Regions from separate parts of the Homo sapiens genome. Here region 2 is linked to region 1. A link is a contact called in ENCODE Hi-C or POLR2A ChIA-PET data. All regions are on one chromosome and are shown on one strand. Each heading gives the region's core, a stretch centred on a gene start or an enhancer-like site at or near the end of the contact. The rest is flanking DNA. Distances are from core to core; before and after follow the strand shown. Region 1 holds the start of GIMAP7 (GTPase, IMAP family member 7). Region 2 overlaps GIMAP8 (GTPase, IMAP family member 8).

Evidence for each region. Hi-C counts contacts between places; a loop is a spot of excess contacts on that map. ChIA-PET counts read pairs that join two places held with the same protein, here RNA polymerase II (POLR2A). Pooled maps may share reads with other maps.
Region 2: a map of CD4-positive, alpha-beta T cell shows a loop between it and region 1 (4-fold over the local background). The contact joins the enhancer-like site here to the promoter of GIMAP7 in region 1. A Hi-C loop is called at or near these places in 18 of 168 maps with a recorded cell type or tissue (CD4-positive, alpha-beta T cell, CD4-positive, alpha-beta memory T cell, CD8-positive, alpha-beta T cell and 7 more) and 17 of 50 pooled maps. POLR2A ChIA-PET finds 5 or more read pairs at or near these places in 21 of 52 experiments (CD4-positive, alpha-beta T cell, CD4-positive, alpha-beta memory T cell, CD8-positive, alpha-beta T cell and 12 more).

What each region holds. Positions count from the first base shown.
Region 1 is chr7:150,513,137-150,516,541 of GRCh38, reverse strand. It overlaps GIMAP7 (GTPase, IMAP family member 7), which reads right to left and starts at 1,670. Exons shown (of 2, transcript NM_153236.4): 1 at 1,597-1,670. It also overlaps the pseudogene STRADBP1. RefSeq lists enhancers at 1,519-1,778, 1,789-1,948.
Region 2 is chr7:150,477,272-150,480,592 of GRCh38, reverse strand. GIMAP8 (GTPase, IMAP family member 8) reads right to left here. Exons shown (of 5, transcript NM_175571.4): 5 at 1,200-3,321. The coding sequence ends at 2,813. Among named protein-coding and RNA genes, the nearest start is that of GIMAP8, 28 kb to the right of the region's middle. RefSeq lists a silencer at 814-1,048 and an enhancer at 2,499-3,321. Within about 2 kb of position 1,377, at least 5 of the 41 ENCODE cell types and tissues checked have a DNase peak (open chromatin) inside an H3K27ac peak, as active enhancers do; they include CD4-positive, alpha-beta T cell, CD8-positive, alpha-beta T cell and natural killer cell, where a contact is called at or near this core.

The DNA.
Region 1 (3,405 bases), core at 421-2,920:
ATTAAAATTTATAGTTGCCTTTTGAAGGCTGTTTATGAAATTGTGGAAATGTTTTTAAATGGTCTTTATCTTTCAGAGACACATACTCAAATATTTACTGATAAAATGATGTAATGTCTGACATTTGCTTCAAAATAATCTGTGATAGAGTTGAGAATAGGAGCAGATATTTGAACAAGACTGGCATAAATTGATAACTGTGAGATTTTAATATAGGTACATGGAAGTTCCTTATATTGTTTTTACCTTTGAATAAGTATAAATTTTTCACAAATAAAAAAATTAACCCATGTATAGTGTAACCACTATCGAGCAGAGACTGCATATCAGAACACCCTGATAAAACATGTTTTGTATATCTCGTTTATTCTTCAAAAATACTCTACAGTGAAACTAATTTTATTATTCTAATTTTTTAAATGAGGAAGCTGGTGTGGCTCAAAAATTCTGGGAAACATGCCCCTGGTCACTGTGCTAAGAGGTATTGGGCAGAGAAGACATTCGATTCAAAGTCTGTCTGAATCTACCATGCTCACTCTTAACCGTGCACTCTACTGCCTGTTCTTGGCTACTCTCAGGCCATGATTCTAAATTTTCATTGACATGGCACAGAGATAGACCAGTGGAGGGCAAAGGAGATGATCCACGCTTTCTGCAAAAAGGTGAGCTGGGAGCCAGCCTGTTATAAGGGAACCGTGAGGAGGGCTCCGCATTTCTCGTGGACTTTTCCATCTCTCTCATATTGAGAAGCCAAACGTGAGAGAGATGGTCAGAAATATCACTTTAAAACTTTCTCAAGTTTTAAAACTTTCTCAAGTGGTTCCTGGAAGATCCAGAGGACCTCCAGCTAAGAGAAAGGCTGAGAAATGACAAAAGCATTTACAACAGAGGTGAACAGTTCTAAACTGTGGCCAGACCCACCGGTTCTAGAAAATTTCGTAGCTCCTTGAGATCCAGTTCCCTCTGCTATAAAAAAGGAAAATAAAACCAATCTTGCAGGGTTGTCCTTAGGCTTTCATAGAGTGATTTCTATAAAGGTCTTTTATGGCAACTCTTTTTGTACTGAATGGCGCAGCAGCCCCACATGTTACACTGTTAGGGACACAGCTTGTCTCTGCTTAATGCTGGAAAAAGTCAGCAGACTGAATTCTAGTGTTCCTCCGCCATGAGTGATCTGGGTACCCCTTGGAGAATCATCAAAATCTCTGGGATTGGGATTCTGATTCTTTTTCTGTAAGAAGAGGGACTTAGACAGGTGGACTCTAAATTGCCTGTCACCTTTACAAATCTGTCTTAGGAGCCCTTAATTTCTTATGAAGGTTATCAGGCAACACTCTGTGTCTATCACAACAGCCAGTGAGTGGAGGGTGCACTATGCAGCCATGTGTGTCCTGTTACATATGAGATGCATGGGCTCCATGCAAACAAATCTCCTCACTCCCCTTCTACTCACCCCTCCCACAGCACCTTCTATGCAGTGCTGCTTAGCACAGTGCCTTGTCCCTCCTAAGGGCAGAGTCCACTCCAGCCACACACCCTGTCCCCACTGCCCTTCGCAGCCCAATAGCACCAGACCCTCTTCTCAGCCAGGCTCACCTTCTCTTGAACAAGTTGAATTTTCAGGTTTTCTCCAAGGAGGCTGCTTGAGCTGTTGCTTTTGCTTTTACTGTGAGTTAAAAGTGTCTGTACCGCCACCAAAACCTCTCAGTCAGGAAGCTCAGGCTGGGTGGAGCCACACACACAAAAATGTTTGTCTTTAAAGAAACAGAAATACGGCTCCATAATCTGGTGATTGCTTCAGTTTTGCCCGGTTGAAACGTTTTGCCCATGGGCCTGCTATAAACACCATTTCCAAAGCTACATTTTTCGCTTCAGGTTATAGTGATGGATGCAAAAGAGCCTTATTAAATGACCCAAATATTGCCTAGAAAACAAGGCACAGGACCTGATTGTCTTCCCAGGGTGGAGTGGGAGGCTGAGGGGTGATTTGGGGAAGAAGAGAGACAGGCATATACCTTGCCATTTCCAAGCGTAGAGCTGGGGGTTCTTAGTGATTGTATAATATGGGTTTTTTATTATAGTCTTTCAGGAAGGCCTCAAGTTACTCATTCAAAAGTTAACAGCACTGAGGCTCAAAGGCAGAGTCTAAATCATTAGGAACCAAGGGAAAAAAAGGAAGGTGACGCCTGGAAAAATAATCTGCCCATGAACACATAGTTTCTCTAGTTGCTTTTCGTATAATTCTTCCAAGTTTGAAAATATGCATGACCTAACAAGTAAAGATGCACCCAAGGAATAGATCCTACATCCCTTCCCCACCTTCCTCTCTACCCCACATCTTCCTACCCCAGTCTCAGGCAGAGACAGATTTTCCAGAATTTACCCAGTGGATGGTTCCAATCTGCTCTGGAGGTTTCTTGAGGTGAGAGGCAGGTTCCCAAAGCTCTCACGGTTGACCAGATATTCCAGTTGGCTACGTAAGAATACTATGTTTAGAGTTCCAAGCCCACAGCCCCTGTCGCGGCCTTGCCACCCTCCAGCGCCCCACGCCAGGAGTGGGCCTAGAGCGCTCGCCTTGCCCCTCTGTGATCCGGGCTCCGGCACCCGCCCAGGTCCGCACCACTGGCAGCCTGTAGGGAGTCGCTGGCCGTCGTCGCCGCTAAGTAGGATATATCTGCATCTTCAAAGGAAGATAAAACAAAAGCCTTCTTTGGAATATTTGGATTTTTGTCACTTTCTGTGAGCTTTAGTTCAAGAACACAAGTTGAATCACTCAAACATGAAAAACAAGTCTGAAACCAGTATCCATCAATACTTGGTCGAAGAGCCAACCCTTTCCTGGTCGCCTCCATCCACTAGAGCCAGTGAAGTAGTATGTTCCGCCAACGTTTCTCACTACGAGCTCCAAGTAGAAATAGGAAGAGGATTTGACAAGTTGACTTCTGTCCATCTAGCACGGCATACTCCTACGGGAACGCTGGTAACTACAAAAATTACAAATCTGGAAAACGGCAATAAAGAACGCCTGAAAGTTTTACAGAAAGCCATGATTCTATCCCACTTTTTCCGGCATCCCAATATTACAACTTATTGGACAGTTTTCACTGTTGGCAGCTGGCTTTGGGTTATTTCTCCATTTATGGCCTATGGTTCAGCAAGACAACTCTTGAGGACCTATTTTCCTGAAGGAATGAGTAAAACTTTAATAAGAAACATTCTCTTTGGAGCAGTGAGAGGATTGAACTATCTCTACCAATATGGCTGTATTCACAGGAGAATTAAAGCCAGCCATATCCTCATTTCTGGTGATGGCCTAGTGACCCTCTCTGGCCTGTCCCATCTGCATAGTTTGGTTAAGCATGGACAGAGGCATAGGGCTGTGTATGATTTCCCACAGTTCAGCAC
Region 2 (3,321 bases), core at 128-2,627, 36 kb after region 1:
CAGATCACACCACTGCGCTCCAGCCTGGGTGACTGAGGAAGACTCCGTCTCCAAAAAAAGAAAAAGAAAATTTCTCCAGGAATTGCCAAATGTCTTCTACAGGGCAAAATTGTTTCCAGTTGAGAACTAGCACATTACCTCAATGATGTCACATTGGAGAGGCAGGACAAGCAATAGGTGGCCAGCATGATAGTGGCCTTGGTAAGACACATATGTTTGAGAGAGTAGAATATCAGTTCTGGACTTCCAGCTCAAGGAGGGTCTTCAGTGAGACATGGAGGATGTCCGCCAATTATGGCAGTGAGGAAGGGATGCCACTCTTGAAGGCTTTCACTTCAAGAAGAAACTTGCCATTCAGCTCCAGCTGCAACACTGTCAGGTCCCATCTGAGCTTCTGAGCTGAAGCCATGCTTTCTCCAGCCAGTCCCCAGCCTAAAGCGGAGCACAGCAGAGCTCCTAGTGTCTGTCCAATGCAGGACTTGGCTATTAATCTGTCTTTGCCCCAGAATTCCCTATTGAGTTGGCCTGGGCTTTGCCAGGCTCTTCCTGCCCAACTCAGCTCCTCCCCACTTTTCTCTTGCAAGTGTCCAGTCTAAATGACAGTCTGAAGGCTTTCCCTGCCCAATTTGGCTTCTTCCCTCTTTTGTCTTTCATGAGCTTTCCCCATAAACCTCTTGTGCTCCTAACTCTTTCTCGGCATGTATTTCTCAGAGAAACTGACACAGCAGTATTGTTGCCCCGTTCAGACTTGGACCTGAAGGAAAACAGCAAGGTATGTTAGAGCCAACCTGTGAGAGGATGCCACATTGCTTAGCCCACACATCACCCACCTTGTGCAGCTCCCAGTGTCACCTGCTCAGCCATAGGTAGCACACTGGGATTTGTTTCTGCCTTCAGGCAGAAGGGAAGCTCAGGGAAGAAGCACAAAATGCCTTTCAGACCTTATTCCTCCCATGTTTCTGGTTCTAATACTGGTTACATTTATTTGTCCTTGCTATACTTAGATGTCCAGAGTGAAAGATAACTGAGCTGTCAGGGACCTGCCACACAAATGGCTGTCACCCAGTCTAAATGAAGGTCCTCAGGCACCAAAGATACAAAAACCTCGCCTGAGTCAAGGTATCTAAACATCTCAATTGTCTCTTCATGAAGGTATGCTGCTTCCCTAAATCACAAAAATAGAAATCAGAAAGAGAATGTGAATTCATAATGATTCATCTTTATTATTTGATTCAACTAAATATATTTACACACTTTTTTTTACTTTCCAATTTTTATTTCAGGTTCAAGGGGTACATGCACAGGTTTGTTACATGAGTAAGTTGTGTGTCACAGGGGTGTGGTGTACAGGTAATTTTGTCACCCAGGAAACCAGCATAACACGCAATAGGCAGCTTTTCAATCTTCACCCTCCTGCCACCCTCCACCCTCAAGTATACCCTGGTGTCTATTGTTCCCTTCTTTGTGTCTACGGCACACACATTTTCTAGAAGTTATTGTGTTAAGGGTTATATGGAATCCAAAAGTATTAATGGCAACAGTCCATGTCCTTTTAAATGGATTAATGTTGACGGTAACCTGATATTGTCTAGGGGAAAAAAACAGATGACAAAGATTATGCTCTCAAAGCATGTACAAAGTGCTCAACATTTTACCCTGTATCTATCTTATCCTGTATCTACCCAGAAGAAGGTTCCAGATTTCTCTCTCACATATCACCCACCTCTCAAAATAATCTGCTCAGCTATGGAAAGAACACCACTGTCTTGAAACCAAGAAGCAAATTCGAGTGTAGAAGCCACATCCCAGTGCAGGTGGGACAGAAAGATAGAACAAAACTGGGATGTTGACGCCCACCAGCCCCAGCCTGCTTATTCCTCGGCTTCCTGACAGGAGATACAGGAAGCCCCTGATGTTTTTAAACCATTATTATTGGAGTTCTCTGAGTTTTAACCTGTTTCCTAACCTCAAGGGAAAGAGAAGGAGAAAGAGAAACGCAATGGAGATTCTAATAACCTTCTCTAGAGGAAATCTAGAACAACACTTAGAATTACAGAACTTTGCAAGATTCTCTGATTTTGGCAATCTTACTATGCTTCTAATTTCTGTTCTAGTCTATGTCACTGTGATAATTAGCAATAAAATCATTCAGAACCTCCAAGACTCATGTCTGTTTCCTCAGGGACAGCCAGCAATGGAAGACTATGTCCCACTTCACATCTAGGCGTGGAACGTGAAGAGCCGTAAGGAATGGCTAACGTGTGAAGAAAAGAACACTCTAGCCCTAAGTCGCATCCCAAAGGAGACAGGAGAGCTCAGGGAGCCAACGGCCCTGGACAACAGGGAGGCCCTCTGGAGTCTGCTTCCTGCTTCCGCCATGCCCAGGAGTGTGCTGAACGCTGCCCTGGTCTCATGTATCTGGATCCCCTGGGTTGTTGTACGACTATCTATATTCTCATCCCAGGTGGCCTCAGCCTTGATCACAGTGTCTATCCTGATTCCAACCTACCTACACAAGTGAGGTGATTCTTGTGACTTGATTCTACCACTTATTATCAGCCTAATGTCTGAAATCTTTTTCCAGATTTCCCCACCTTGTATCTTCTTTCTCCTTTATAATACCCTACTATTCGCCCCCACCTGCAATTTATTTATCTACAAATAGCTGATACATCACAAGGCGGGATGCATTTGCCTCTCAGGCCCTCAAAGCCATGAACCCGCTTCCCTTCCCACAGGTTGTACCATGCCCCGCCCCTCCCCCCAACCTGAGGGTGTCTCTAATTGAAGAGACCCCAGGCACTTCGGCTACCTATTGTAAAATACCTATTAAATTTTTAAGGAGTTTTTCGGCTTGGGACATTTCCTGGACATTTTTAATTAGTTTGCTGACGTTCTCCTGTGTATGGGGATACCCGGACCACCCACTTTCTTTTCTCAGATCATTGACCTTTGTTAAAAGAGCTTTCACCTGGGTTTCCTGGGCCTGGCCTGTTTCTTTGTTGTTAAAAGCACAAACTCGCCGCCCACACTTTTTAAAAATGCGCCGAAGGGCTTTGTTATCTGAGTTCTTCATGAAGTCTTCCAAATTCCCCGCCCCTAGGTCTTCCTTCCGGGTGAACAGCATAATCGCGTATTTCGTAAAGTCTGCTCCAAAGATGGCCTCCAGTTTCGCCACAGCTGTTTTGTCCTCTTCAGTGAATCGTCCCAGCTGGAACACCAGGACAAAAAATGTGTCCCCTTTTTCACAGCAGGACAAACAGCGCTTGACCTCCTCTTCTAACCGGGATGGGTCCTTTTCGACATCCAGCATCTGGTTGA